2 separate regions of the Homo sapiens genome follow, and region 1 is linked to region 2. The links are chromatin loops, found by intact Hi-C in ENCODE. Cell type or tissue: IMR-90. All regions are shown on one strand. Each heading gives the region's core, and the rest is flanking DNA. Links, peaks and the distances in the headings are about the cores only. Region 1 overlaps RGS3 (regulator of G protein signaling 3). Region 2 has its middle 8.7 kb from the start of RGS3.

The links. Hi-C counts contacts between places; a loop is a spot of excess contacts. Peaks named below come from ENCODE experiments on the same cell type or tissue, not always from the same donor. Only the 100,000 strongest peaks of a DNase experiment are listed, where the experiment ranks them.
Region 1: a loop joins it to region 2, with 4 times the contacts of the local background. A loop is called at or near these places in 16 of 110 quality-filtered maps.

What each region holds. Positions count from the first base shown.
Region 1 is chr9:113,561,533-113,569,302 of GRCh38, forward strand. The region is part of intron 17 of RGS3 (regulator of G protein signaling 3); the gene reads left to right. Among named protein-coding and RNA genes, the nearest start is that of RGS3, 100 kb to the left of the region's middle. RefSeq lists enhancers at 2,928-3,649, 3,650-4,370, 3,797-4,091 and a silencer at 4,074-4,153. In IMR-90, for the core only: a CTCF peak has its summit at 4,082; a DNase peak (open chromatin) is centred at 3,449; H3K4me3 peaks cover 1,771 bases; H3K27ac peaks cover 1,436 bases.
Region 2 is chr9:113,451,167-113,458,936 of GRCh38, forward strand. It overlaps a transcript of RGS3 not described here. Among named protein-coding and RNA genes, the nearest start is that of RGS3, 8.7 kb to the right of the region's middle. In IMR-90, for the core only: no CTCF peak of the experiment used is centred there; a DNase peak (open chromatin) is centred at 4,285; H3K27ac peaks cover 2,254 bases.

The sequences.
Region 1 (7,770 bases), core at 1,304-6,303, 110 kb after region 2:
CTCTTGAGTAGCTGGGATCACAGGCACACAGCACCATGCCCAGCTAATTTTTAATTTTTTTTTTTTTTTTGTAGAGATGGAGTCTTCCTATGTTGCCCAGGCTGGTCTTGACCTCCTGGGCTCAAATGATCCTCCCACCTCAGCCTCCCAAAGTGCTGAATTACATGCTCGTGATGGGGTCTTGGGAGCATAAACCCATGAGGTGCATTGGTCTTCACGCAATGGAAGCAGTAAAGGAAGACAGCGGAAATCTCACTGTGGTGTGGGCTGTAGGGGAGCAGCCTGTCTCTGGCACCTGGCTGCATCCCAGGCTGTTGCTGCATCCCCCCTGGGGCCTGTCTAAAGACTTGGGCTCTGCTTGGGGGTACTGTATTCCAAAAATAGGAGGTGGGTCCCTGCTGAACCTCGCTGGTCCTAGCCCTGGGAGCTGCTGCCAACCTGTCTGAACAGTGTGGAGTTTGCCTGTGTGGTTGGGCTGTACAGTTCTCTGTGTAACTGATGGGCTCATCTGTTCCATGGGCTGCCCTGCGCCATGGTGCAGGACACAGTGGAAAGTGAAGTGGGCTTCATCTGTAGCCCTGAACTTACTAGAGTGTGACCTTAGTCTCTCTATGCCTCTGCTTACACATCCATAAAATGGGGATATTAGAAATCATATCTGAGGCTGGGCACGTGGCTCTTGCCCGTAATCCCAGCACTTTGGGAGGCTGAGACGGGCAGATTGCTTGAGGCCAGGAGTTCAAGATCAGCCTGGCCAACATGGTGAAACCCCACCTCTACTAAAAATGCAAAAAATCAGCTGGGTGTGGTGGCGCACGCCTGTAGTCCCAGCTACTAGGGAGGCTGTGGCATGAGAATTGCCTGAATCCAGGAGGCAGAGGTTGCAGTGAGCCAAGATCGTGCCACTGCACTCCAGCCTGGGTGACAGAGCAAGACTCTGTCTCAAAAAAAAAAAAAAAAAAAGAAATCATATCTGATAGGGCTATGAGGATTCAATCAATCAGTCCATCAATCAGTAATCAGAAAGTGCTTAGAGCAGTGCTGTCATGTGTCAGATAAGTGTTTGTTATGTATGAAATATGTGGATCAGTGATTGGGGCCCAGTTCCTGAGTACCCGGGTGCTGACCCCTGGGCCTGTGGGCCACCTAGATCTTACCACTCTCTAGATCCCAGTTTCTCCTGTACTGAACAGCACCATCATTTATGTACCTCTGAGAAGCACTGGGATGTGGTGAACAGAGCACTGGACTGGGAGTTAGCAATCCCAGCCCTGCCACTCAGTTGCTGTGTTTCCTTGGGAAAGTTACTTTCCCTCTCTGGGCCTCAGTTTCACTGACTGTAAATGGGAAACAACAGTGAAAGATCTCCAAGGGCCCTCTGGCTTAGAAAGCCTGGCTGCCAGTGACTCCCCTATCCTGCCCTAGGCTATACACTGGGAGGCCCCCCAGCCCTGTTGATTTGTGTCTGGAGCTATGGGAGGCAGAGGGCAGTGGCTGCCCCAGGGCTCCTCCAGCCATGGGATGCTCTCCTATCCTGGCCTGGCAGGCTCTGGGCCTTGGGGCACTGAGCTGCTCTACCCTTTCCTCACCATGCTATGGTCCAGAGCATTGATGAATGTATTCTGGACTCGTTCTGGACTCAGCACACTGGGTTGGCAGAGCTGCTTTGCCCATCACAGCATAGGGCGTAATTTTGGAGTCATTAGTCTCACTCCATGGCTAATGTCTGCCTCCCTCACTGGACTGTCAGCTTTGTGAATGCAGGGCCCTGCCTATTGGTTCTCTGCCAATCCCCAGGGCCTAACACAGAGCCTGGCACAGAGTCTATGCTCTGTAACTGTTTGTTGATTGAAAGAAGGTGACAACTCAGCTGAAGCTCGAGGGCACCTCTGACGTGAAGGAATCCTATATTCAGGCTCCCCACCCTAAGAAATCTTATCCCACACACCAGAAATTCCATCCTAGAAACCAGCCAGCCTCATTGGTGATTGTTTAGCTCCATCAGAATTGGCCATCTCTTGAGACTCACCTCCTTAGCTTCCCAGGCCAAGGGTGAATCCTGCTTTTCAGGAGCCAGCAGGATGACAGCCTTCCAGTCTAGAAGGTTCCTAGGCCCTGCAAGGACTGCCTTGGTTCTGCCCCCAGGGACAAGATGAAACACTGGTTGGAGTTTGTAAGTGACCAACTCAGAGGAGGGCTATTCTGAGTCGACCCGATAAAGAATGTTTTCTTGTAGCAGTGTGCATGTATATGCTTGTGTATGTGAGAGAGTCAGGAATACAGAGTCAGAGATAGACAGGGGCAGGGATACAGGCAGAAACATCCCGAGACCCTGGGGGGTCTCTACCATAGGGAGAGAAAGAGACAGAGACACCGTGCTTCAGCCTAGGTGGCCAAGGTGGGTGGGGTGGGCATGGGAAAATAGAGGCTCCTTCTGTCCATTTTTTCTGTGCCATCATCCCAGGATGCCTGCTGCTCTGGTGGGAGCCAGCCACAAGTTGGGCATTCCCAACTTGGGCCTCAGGGACAGCCCAGGGTGCATTTGTCAACATCATGACAAACTGCAGCACCAGAGAACAGCTCTGTGCTGGCACAGCAGCATCTTGCAGTTGTCTGGCTGTATGGTGGTTAAGAGCGGGCATGGTGAGTAGGAGCAACTAGTTTTCAGTCCTGGCTATACAGACAACTGGCTATGTGACTGTGGGCAACTTCCTTTGCCATTCTGTACTTTGGACTCTTCATCTGTAACTGGGGTAATCATAGTCCTCCCCTCCTCACAAGCTGCTGGTGAGGATTCAGTGAATTAATGCAGGCAGAGCTCTGGGAACAGGGCCTGGCACGGAGTTCATGCTCAAGAAAGGGTAGCCAAGAGCCAGCTCAGAGAATCCTCTATTCATCCCACAGGTGGGCAGGTTAAGGTTAGCAGCCTCCTTTTACAGATGAAGAAACCGAGGCTCAGAGAGGGGAAGGAACTTGCTCAGTGACACCCAATTAACCAGTGCTGGAGCTGGAACTGGAGCTGGGGACCCTCTCCTCCCAGTCCAGGGCTTGTTCCACTGCCCCCGCAGTTCCTCCTTGGGGATGTCTCTGTCATTCAGGGCTGTAACTCTCATTATAGCCAATATTACTGTAACAGGATGTTACAGTCCAAACTGCCCTCCCAGCTGGCTGTCTCCGGGGGAGGAAGCCCCAGGTTCTCTTTCCACATAGGATTCTGCAGAGTTTAGCATTCAAAGATTCAGCTGTGTGCTGGGAAGGGACTGAAGCTGCCACCCCCCACCCTGGGGGCAGTCGCATTCTGGAAGTCAGCGTGTGCTGGCTGCAGGAGCCTGGGTTCAGTTGCAGCCTCCCACTGGGACAGGAACAGCGTCGGGGTGGGGGTGTGACAGGGAAGCCTCGGTGCCTCGGTGATTGGCTTGGTCTTGCAGGGAGCGGCTGCCAGCAGGCCGGCTGGAGGCGGCTTTGCGCTGCCCCAGCCTGGGAGCCCTCAGGATGTGTGTGGGGTGGAGCCTGCTAGGGATCCCAGTGCCAGGGGGTGCCGTTGTGAGGGATGGACGCCTCTCCCCCGGAGCAGCACTTTGGGGCCAGCTTGGGCCCTGGGGATGAGCCACAGGGGACCCACAGCCTATGCGTGTGAGCATGTAACCCGGGAGCCAGCTGGGCCCCTCGCGGGGTGGGCAGAAGGACGGGCTGGCCCAGGACCCTCTTCTTTGAGACATCCCGGACTCCATCTCGGATGAAAGTGCTTTGAGAAACCACAGAGTTTTCTGTTTAATGGAAGAAAGAAATCCAGCCTCTCTCCAGAGTGGCGGTGGCCGGCTAGACAGGGTGTGTGTTTGGGAAAGGCGCTGGAGGAGGAGGAAGAGGAGGAGGACAAGTAGGAGGAGGAGGAAGAGGAGGAGGGACGGGTGATGCAAGGGTTTTGAAAGCGCTACCTAGATGTGGGAGGTGGAACCTGGTCATTTGGTTCTGCTTTTCCTAGCAGGTATCGCTCCCCTGGGGAACTTGGGTAAGTCCATAAATAGCTCTGCTGACACAAAGGAGCTCTGTCTGGGGAAGGCAGCCGCTTGACACGGCCGCCAGGAGCTGCCACAGCCACGGCCGCCCGCCTGCGGGAGGAGCCGGGTGGAAACCTGGGCGGGCGAGCTGGCAGGAGCGGCAGCCAGGAGTCGCCTGGGTCCCTGCTGGAGTATGCTGGGTAGGTACCTTGGTGACAGGACTGTGTGTGTGGTGGGCGGGCATCCAAGCCACCCTGTGCCCCTGTTTCTATTGTTTCTTCCCCAGGGCAGCCATTGATAGGCATGTTGCAACCAAACCATTTGTGCTCTGTTCTGAGATAGCTCTGTGTGTGTGTGTGTGTGTGTGTGTGTGTGTGTGTGTGTGTCTGTCTGTCTGTCTGTCTCAGGGGCTGGGAGCCCTGCAAGTTTTGGGGGATGCTTCCTCTGTTGGCTGCTCCCCACTTCTAGGCTGGACAGCCAGCTTTTCTTTCTCAGAGAAACAAGAAATGTTTGGTGGCCAAAAAGTCGGGACACTGCATGGGAGGGGAGCGCTCAGCCAGCAGGGTTGGCTATTGTATCAGGGGTGCTGGCCGCACACCAGGCACCAGGGATGGAAGCTCGTGTCTAGTTTCACTGGCAGGGGAAGAGGTGGTCTCTGGAACTAGTCTCAGCGGGTTGCCTTTGGTCCCTGAGACGGCCTCTGCTGAAACGTCCACTGGAAGCACAAGCAAAGATGCTTTGCCTCTGACCTCCAACCCCATGGGAGAGGGCCTGCACCTGCTCCCTTGGCTCCAGCTGAGACCCATCAGGCAGGGGGTGGTGGTAGAGACAGGCTCACACCACAGAGCTGGCCACTGTGAGCAGACAGAGGCTAATTCTTTTCCCAGCCTGGAGGGTCCACATCTCTATTCTTGTTCCCAGGTGTCCAGGAAGAACCCTTGAACCCTAGGACTCAGGGCAGGAGGATAAATCTGGACCCAGAAAGGGGAGGAGCCTTGTCCAAGTTTGAGCAGCAGGTCTGTGGCTGAGCAGGGACCAGGATAGAGAACTTCTGCCTCCTAGAACAGCAAGAACAGGACATGTGGGAAACCATTTCCCTGACCTGAACTAAGTATTATAATTCAGCTTCAAATCTGACCTTCCTGACCTGAGAGGCTTGGTACACCAGGCCCCACAGCGATGCTTGAAAACTTTCCACATCCTGCTGCCCTCAGGCCTTCTGGCTGGGTGGCTATCTGGCGTCCTCTCCCAGTGCTAGAGTGGGTACATCTCCTCAAGGGAAGGAGCCGCAGAGGCTGCCCTGCTGGTGCCTGTGGGATCCCAGCCAGGGCACTGCAGGCATAGTCAAAGTTTCCACCAAGGCCCCTTGAGTCCTCTGTGCCCAGCCAAGGGGCACCTCCCCTCTTCCCCAGCCCTAGCACATGGTGTGGCTTAGCCTAGGGCAGGCCCTTCAGGGAGCCGAGTTCCACAACAGGGCTCACTGCAAGCCCAGACTGGCTTCTGAGAAGCAGGCAGATTGTGAGGATGAGGCAGTTGAGGCAAGTGACCACTCCTCGTGAGAAGTCTCCAGGGCTTTGAGCCAGAAATTGTTGATGGGACTTCTGATTATAAGTATGTGGTATCAGTGAAATCATTGCACTTCCAGGCTTCCTTGCCTTTGCAAATGCTGTTCCAGCTGCCTGGAAACCCCTCCCCTCCCCTCCCCTCCCCTCCCCCTCCATGTCTTATTTTATCCAAACTTCCACAACTAGAGCAAATACTCCAGCCAGAATGAGTCTGTCCATTGGTGGTGGCACCCATGGATATTGCTTTGTGTCCTATGTATGCAGAATCTGGGCCTTATTCATTCCTTAGTCGCAAGGACCTGGCCAGGGGCCTGGGGCATGGTTGGAGAGGGGCGTTGCATTGTCCTGGCTAGGGCAGGTTTTCTTTGAGGACAAACAGTGACATGCAAGTCAGCTGTGTCCGCCCATCTCCTAGCTCTGTGCCTGGCATAGAGGGCCTGTCGGGGAGCCCCTTTAGGAGAGGCCTAGGCTCTGAATGTCAAAGTTGCATCCATAGGGCCAAGGGATGGGGCTGGGTTTGATAGGAGGTGAGGCGGGGAGAATTTTGGCTTCATCCTGGCGGAGACCATAGGGAGAATCCACTCAGGGGTCATGCTGGGCTAGGTGGAATTCACAGCATAGCCTGGGCCATGGAGGGTGGAGGGGATAGCCCTGGCTTGTTGAAATGCAATGCTGAAGGACCTTTGCACAGACTACAGGGGATTGGAGCTCAGCTCCCTGGACCCTCTTGGGATGGTGCCAACCAGAGTAGGTCTGGGGTTATTGATCCTCAAGCCAGTGGTCTGTGTGGCTCCCTCAGAAGAGGCACAGCTGAAGAGAGAGTGCCTATCCCCAGCTGGGTCCCTGGGGGCCTTGAGAGCTGCTTCCCATTGGCCTCTTAAGGCCCTGGAGATGGCAGTCTCTTTGCCTTCTATTAGGTTGGTGTAAAAGCAACTGCGGTTTTTGCCATTAAGAGTAATGTAAAACCGCAATTACTTTTGCACCAAACTATAGATAGATAGATAGAGAACTGAGGCAGGAGAGGAAGGACACTTGCCTGAGGTGACATGCGACTCAGCAGGAAATCAGGGACAAGAACTCAGGTTCCCCTGCCCAGGCCTCTCTGTACTGCACCAACTGGATGTCTCAGAGTATCCAGGTTTCATCTTGGGGCTCTCTTTCTGGACTCACCAGTGACATGTCCCTTTTGGACCTTCGGGCTCACTGACTAGAGCCCTGCTATCCTCTGGGAAAAGCAGCATGTGCAATAGACAAAGCCCCTTGGTCGGTGGGCTGGAGACTGCGGCACCTTCTCGTCCCTTCTTACTGATGATTTCAGGCAAATATGCCTTGTTTCTCACCTCAGTTTCTCCTTTGTAGCAACTAGGGACTGGACCAAGTACTGCCAGGTGCCTTCCAAATATCCAGTTCTCTGATTCTTTGCAGGCCGTCTCCTCTTCCTGGCTTCCAAAAGTCAATGGTCAGGGCCAGGGCTTGGTGCAGCAGAGAAGCAGCCCCCAGCCTGTTCCCCAGGCGCCTCTGGGCAGGAGCCTTCGCATGCAAGCTGCAGCCCAAGCCGAAGCTGGGAGGTTTGTTGTTGTTTGTGGAGCCAGGCAGTTTCCAAGATGTCATTGCTTAGGGAAAACCATCATTCCTCCCAGGAATAAACAAGGCTGCTTATGGCTCAGCCCCCTAAGCCTGGAGAAGCTGGAGCCACTCACAGCAGACCAGCCAGGCTCAGCCTCAGGGAGTGCTGCCTGCCCCTGCACAACCAGCTGTACCCTGGCTTCCAGGATTGGAGTGGGGATGGGGGCAGGATGGTGGGAGGTGTGCTAGAGCCATAAGCCTCTTGGGAGATCAGAGCTTCCGGGCACAGATGAGAGGGAAGAGGGTCCCAGGACATGCTCTTCCTTCTGGCAGTGGGCCTAAGTCATCACTCGAGATGTGTGGATAGCTGCCAGGTATGCTCCAGATGGCCCAGGGCTTCTCCCCTCTCCCTGCCCTCCATGGGCCAGCCCGCTTGCACCTGGTACCGTGGCTCAGGCTGCTGCCGGAGAACTGTCAGCGGCTCCCAACTTAGAAAGGGGGGTGTGTATTTGGAACTGGGCATGCTTTTCGCCACATAGCCAGGGCTCTCTGTGGTGTCCTCAGTTACCTCTTACTGGGGTTAGCCTTGGGCAAATAGCAGAGCTCGGGGACTCAGGGAAGGGTGGCAGAGGGTAAGGGAA
Region 2 (7,770 bases), core at 1,880-6,879:
AGACTCCGTCTCAAAAAAAAAGAAAAAAAAAAAAAAGGTGGGGGCAGGCCTTCAGTGATTGGAAAGAATCTGGAAGCAAAGGCAATACATGCCACTTCTCTAAGTTCCAGCTCCAGAACAACTAACTTAGATATGTCCTCTAGTTTCCAATCAGATTTCCCTGGAGAAGGTTTGGGATCCCTGGATGCCATGACCTTTGCCCCTGTTTCTTTACAGTATGGTCTGCTATGTCCACTGGAAGGGCACTTCACCATCACAGTACATGGATCCAGAAACAGACTTTACTCTACATAAGCCTTATATTCAAACCTGAGTGCAATCCAGCTGATCTCAACTGTGGTTGTTGCATTTTAGACTACACATATCTATATTATTTTCTTCCATAAGTAGCATCCATATTCCCACATGATTGCAATTGCTAACTTGCTAATAGCTTCCCTTGAGTTTGCTTCTTGCAATTATCTAATCAGAAGGCAACATATGCAATTTATTACAGGATGCAGGGAGCTCTGGGTGTTTTTTTTTTTTAAGTCAATGGTTCCTATCCTAGTTATACTGTTCTTTTAAACAGATTTAAATAATAAGAAAAGCTATTTCATATATACCCATGTGGTTAGCATTTCCAGTGTTCTCTTTATTCCTTTGTGTAGATCCAGACTTCCATATGGTACCATTTTCCCACAACTTGAAAGACTAACATTTCTTGTAGCGCATGTTTGCAGATGATGAATTCAGTCAGCTTTTGTAAGTCTGAAAAAAATCTTTATTTTACCTTCATTTTTGGAAGATATTTTTTGCTGGGTAAAGAATTCTGTTTTTCTTTTTCTTCTTTTTGTTTTATTTTTCTTAAGAGTCAGGGGGTCACTCTGTTGCCCAGGCTGGAGTCCAATAGTGTGATCATAGCTCACTGCAGCCTCAAATTCCTGGGCTCAAGCAATCCTCCCACCTCAGCCTCCCGAGTAGCTAGGACTACAGGCATGCACCACCATATCTGGTTACTTTTTAAATTTTTTTTGTGGAGATGGGTCTTGCTATTATTTATATACACAGGCTGGCCTCAAGCCATCCTCAAACCATCCCTTCACCTCGGCCTCCCAACATGCTGGGATTACAGGCATGAACCACTGCACTCAGCCTGTTTTTTTTCTTTCAATACATTAAAGATATTGCTTCCCTGTCTTCTGTCACATAGTTTCTGATGAGACGTCTGATGTCATTCTTATTTTTGCTCCTGTGTATGTAATGTGTAGTTTTTTTTTTTTTTCTGGCTGCTTTTAAGATTTTATCTTTTCACTAGTTTTAAGCAATTTGATCATGATGTACTTTTAGGTTTCTTCACGTTTCTTCTGCTCAGAGTTCATTGACCTTCTTGGATTTGTGGGGTTTACAGTTTTCATCAAACTTGGAAAAAGCCCAACCACTATTTCTTTAAATATATTTTCTGTCCCCTACTTTCTTCTGGGATTCCAGTTATTATACATATCTATTCCAGTTAATAATATGTGTCTATTAGGCTGCTTGAAGTTGTTCCATAGCTCACTGATGATCCATTTATTCATTTATTTTGGTCTTCTTTGTGTTTAATTTTGGGTGGTTTCTACTGCTGTGTCTTCGAGTTCACCGATCTTTTTTTGTGCAATGTCTAACCCATTGTTAATCCCACCTTTTGTGTTTTTTATCTCAGGCATTATATTTTTCACCTCTAGTTGTTCAATTGGGTCTTTTTATATATATAAATATATATTATATATTTATATATAATATATAAATAAAATATATTTATATATGATATATAAATAAAATATATTTATACATAATATATAATATATAAATATAAATATATATTATATTTTATATATAATATATAATATATATAATATATAATATATAAGTATACATTATATATATTTATATAATATAGAAATATATTTTATATAAATTTACATACTCATTATATGATTATATAATATACTCATATGATTATATAATATACTCATATGATTATATAATATACTCATTATATGATTACATAATATACTCATTATATGATTACATAATATACTCATTATATGATTACATAATATACTCATTATATGATTACATAATATACTCATTATATGATTACATAATATACTCATTATATGATTACATAATATACTCATTATATGATTACATAATATACTCATTATATGATTATATAATATACTCATTATATGATTATATAATATACTCATTATATGATTATATAATATACTCATTATATGATTATATAATATACTCATTATATGATTATATAATATACTCATTATATGATTATATAATATACTCATTATATGATTATATAATATACTCATTATATGATTATATAATATACTCATTATATGATTATATAATATACTCATTATATGATTATATAATATACTCATTATATGATTATATAATATACTCATTATATGATTATATAATATACTCATTATATGATTATATAATATACTCATTATATGATTATATAATATACTCATTATATGATTATATAATATACTCATTATATGATTATATAATATACTCATTATATGATTATATAATATACTCATTATATGATTATATAATATACTCATTATATGATTATATAATATAATAAATATATATATCTTCCATGTCTTTACTTCACATACTCTTTTTTTATTTTTATTTTTAAACAGGGTCTTGCTCTGTCACCCAGGCTGTGATCATAGCTCACTGCAACCTCGAACTCCTGAGTTCAAGCCATCCTCTCATGTAGCTAGGACCACAGTCATGTGCCACCATGCCCAGCTAATTTTAAAAGTTTTTGTAAAGATGGGGTCTAAGTTGCTCAGGCTAGTCTCAGACTCCTGGCCTCAAGCCATCCTCCTGCCTCAGCTGCTCAATGTGCTAGGATTACAGGTGTGAGCCACCATACCTGGCGTACTTAACATGTCATTTCTCGGTTGGTTTCTATTGATTTTCTCCTTATTATGGTTCATATTTTTTTCTGCTTCTTTGCCATACCTGTTCACTTTTTATTAGATACCAGATTTAACAAATTTTGCCTTTTTGGGTTCTAGATATTTTTATATTCTTACAAGTATTCTTTAGCTTGTTCTGGGATGCAGTTAAGTTACTTAGAAACAGTTTGATCCTAGCTGGGTGCGGTGCATGCCTGTAATCCCAGCACTTTGGGAGGCTGAGGTGGGTGGATCACTTGAGGTCAGGAGTTTGAGACCAGCCTGGCCAACATGGTGAAACCCTGTCTCTACTAAAAATACAAAACTTAGCCAGGTGGGGTGGTGCACACCTGTAGTCCCAGCTACTTAGCAGGCTGAGGCATAAGAATCACTTGAACCTGGGAGGTGGAGGTTGCAGTGAGCTGAGATCTTGCTACTGCACTCCATCCTGGGCGACAGAGCGAGACAGTATCAAAAAAACAAAACAAAACAAAACAAAACAAAAACCAAAATCAAAAACAGTTTGATCCTTTTGGGTCTTGCTTTTAAACTTTTTTTTTTTTTTTTTTTTTTAGATGGACAAGTACAGCATTTAATCTAGGGTTGATTATTCCCCACAACTGAGGGAAGACCCTTCTGAGTATTCTATCTAATACCTCCTAAGGAATTAGAAGGTCTTTCCACTCTGGTTGATGAGCTTAAGAACTATTCCTGGCCCTGTGTGAGCTTTAAAGATTGTTCCCTGTAATTCTTTGGTGGTTCTTTCCCCAGCCTTGGGATACTTTCCTCAAACCCATGAGCTCATTAGCACTTAGCTGAAGTTGTGAGTGGGGACTCTCTGGAGACCTCTGGGGCCCTCTCTTTGTGTGACTGTCTCCTCTCTGGTACTCTGCCTTGGAACTCTAGCTGCCTTGGCCTCCCGAACTTCTCAGTTCAGGGATTTGGAGTTGGCCTGAGTTCCCTCTCCCTTTTGGAAAGTCTCTCCCGGGAATAAGCTGGGCTGATCACAGGGCACAGCTTGTCTCTTTTCTGTTTCTCAGGGATCACTGTCCTTCGTTGCCTGATGTACAATATCTTAAAAACCATTGTTTCATATATTTTGTCCAGTCTTTTAGTTGTTTCAGGTGAAGGGAAAATCCAGTTCCTGTTATTCCATCTTGGCTGGAAACAGAAGTCTATATTGTTTTTTAATTTTGAAAAACTGAGGGCCTCTGGAATGTAGGATTATGCCAGGCCAAGTTGCTCATTATCAGGCCAGGAAAAGCAGCTCTTGAAGAGGCTGAAAGGGCTTCCAGCCTAACTGCGAGGGTGCTGAGTCATTCTAGCAGAGACCAGGCACTCTGCTTTTCTGGCTCTTATCAAGTCTTTAGCTTTTATCTTTGGACTCAACTTACTAGTTCACATTCCTTTGGTGGTGAAGGTTTGGTCTCTTCCACTTTGAAGCAGTATCTCTCCGCTTACACTTGAAATCTTGAATCTTTTACTTGGTTCTCTTTAGTCCCTGTTTGTGTATTTAGGTCACTAGAGGCTTCTACATCTGGGGCACATTAAAGTTCCTCAGTGGTATTTACAGCAACCAGCATCTGTTTCTGTAGAGAACAATTAACCCAAAGATACCACCTTGTTCTACCTTGAAGATGAATTACAGAGACACTTTTAAAAGGCAAATCCTTCATTTCAAGGGTGAATAAAATACCACTTAACAAAGCATTCCAGCTGGTTAAATTTAGGACATGAAAAAAACCTGACCCAAGAATATCGTCTGGCTTTGAGTCCAGGGTGTTTTTCCTTTTAGAGTAAATTTGGTACCTTTTCATTCATGTGAAGTTGTTGCCCCCCAGCATTTTATTCTGGGATGAAAGGTCAACAGGGACTGTCTTGTTGCTAAATCTAATGGACACTTCTCAGTTATTAAACCTACTGGACCTCTTAACAATATTTGACACTGTTGACTATTATTTCCTTCTTAATACATCCCCTGACTTTTCCTTCCCCTTTCAGGCCTTTCTTCCTCTGCCTGTTTTTTCAGTTGGTACTACTCTTGGTTCTGTCCTGAGCTTTCTCACATTAAACATTCCCTGTGGGCTGTCTTATGCATGCTCATGGCCTCACAGGGAATTCCTAAATCTATATTTCTAGCCTAAGTATTTTTTGCTGAGCTTCAGACCATTATGTTCAACTGTTCACTTGACATCTTCACTTGGATGGCACATGGGTCACCCAACCTTAGCAGGCTCACAGTTGAACTCATCCATTCTCCCCTCAGTTCAGCCCTGCCTCTCATGTTCTTCATTTCTGCAAAGGGCACTTCTAAACAATTTCTCAAGCCAGAATTCCTTGCATTCCATCTTCTACTCAATCACCATGGCCTGTTGATTCTATCTCTTTCCATCCCTATTGCCACTTCCCTAGTTTGGTCATTGTCATCTTTTACCTGGATGACCAGAAAAGACTTCTAAGAGCAATTTTTGCTTCCGACCCTCATGTCATGCAAACGCCTCCACCCCTAACCAATTTGTTTTTTTTTTTTTCGTATTCTAGCCAGAGCAATCTTTCTAAAATGTGAATTAAAGGCTGTTGGGATCTTGCTTAAAATATTTGACAACTGCTCTATGCTCTTAAAATAAAGCCCAATCTCCTTATAATAAAATATGCAGCCCTATATGATTTATTTATTTTTTTTTTGAGACAGAGTTTCGCTTTTGTCTTCCAGACTGGAGTACAATGCGATGATCTCAGCTCACTGCAACCTCTGCCTCCGGGTTCAAGCCATTCTCCTGCCTCAGCCTCCCGAGTAGCTGGGATTACAGGCATGCGCCACCACACTGGCTAATTTTGTATTTTAGTAGAGATGGGTTTCACCATGTTGGCCAGGCTGGTCTCAAACTCCTGAACTCAGGTGATCCACCTACCTCAGCCTCCCAAAGTGCTGGGATTACAGGCGTGAGTCACCGCGCCTGGCCGAGGCCCTGTATGATTTGGCCCCTGTTTACTTTCTTGCATATTACTGATTCCCTCACGTTCTAAGTTCCCTGCCACATTTCCCATTGTTCAGTTCCTCAAACGTACAACGCCCCCTCTCACTTTCTGGCCTTTACATGTTTTGTTCTTTCTGCCTGTAACCCTTCCTTCCTCTCCTATACTTGGCTAAATCATACTGCAGGTGATTTTCTTTGGGCAGTCTTCCTTGACCCCCTTTATCATCTTGGTTTGCCTAGCTCCCCAGATTAAGTGAAATGTTATTCTATGCTTCCAGAGGTTGCTGTGTTTCCTCTATTGTAATGCTTACCCAATCTCCCACTTGACTATAAACTCCATCTTTTTCACTGCTATATGTATCCCCAGTGCCCAGTTATAAGGCTCAGCTCCATAGGTGCTTAGCAAACACTTGTTGAATTGAACTTTAATGTGTCAGTAGCCACAGAAGTCTCAGTCCTGCTAGACCGTAGCCTTGCCACTTTGAGCAAGAGGACTGCTGGGAGAGATGGTATTCTATAATGGTTCTCTTGCTGGGAGCTGGATTTTTATTTCCCCACTGTTTATTTACTAGTTTAGCAACCTGATTCAGTTAACAACTCTGCATCTTAGTTGCTTCATATATAAATACAAATGCTTGAACTTTCTGAAAGCAAATGGTGGGCCAGATTTTTTTTTCTTTTTCATTTCCTTGGTTACTAGAAAACCCAGGTAGCTTTTGAGGCAATTTCTATAAGACCTTCAAGAAACAGATGATGCCAATGCAATTTTGGCTATTTCAGAACCCAGGAAAAAAATGAAGATTTGTCAGTGCTAGGTAGGAAGCTAGACAGAGACAAAAACCAAATAAGGTTAGAAACAGGAAACTATAGACAAAAGGTCAAAGGTAAAAATCTCTTCATAGACCAATTTGACTGATGCCTATAGATGTAAAAATACTAATAAAATATTAGCAAATCAAATCCCACAGTGTATGCATGATCGAGTCAGTAGAGACGGGGTTTCACCATGTTGCTCAGGCTGGTCTCAAACTCCTGACCTCAAGCGATCCGCCTGCCTTGGCCTCCCAAAGTCCTGGGATTACAGGCGTGAGCCACTGTGCCTGGCCAAATTCATTTTTTTAGTTAAAAACATTTTACATTTTTCTGGCCATAGAAAAGTCTTTAACTTTAAAAATTTTCACCCAACCATTTGAAAATGTAAAATGCATCCTTAGCTCACCTGTTGTACAAAAACAGGCAGCCAGCCAGATTTGGTTGGTAGGCCATAGTTTGCCAACCCCTGCACTAATATGTTCACTAAATTTGAACCATTTTTGCATCTCTAGGATAAATACCAACTTGATCATGAATATACTGTTGGATTTGATTTGCTTGTATTTTATTAGTATTTTTACATTTATATTCATAAGTCAGATTGGGCTATGTAGAAATTTCAAACTAGCTGTGGGGTATAGATGTATTCTATTTAGCCTTCATAACATTTTAAAACATTTTGAATGAGTTATTAATATTAACAAATTGGGAAATATTACATGGATTATTTAAGATTGCTGGCTTTTCTTTAAAAAAAAGTGACAAAACTGGGAGAATGTTGGCCTAGTTTCGCCACATTTTAATAGATCTGCTCTATTGTATATTTTCTTTCTTTTTTCTTTTTTTGAGACAGAGTCTTGCTCTGTTGTCCAGGCTGGAGCACAGTGGCATTATCTTGGCCCACTGCAACCTCTGCCTCCCGGGTTCAAGTGATTCTCATGCCTCAGTCTCCCGAGTAGCTAGGACTACAGGCGCATGCCACCACACCTGACTATCTTTTGTATTTTTAGCAA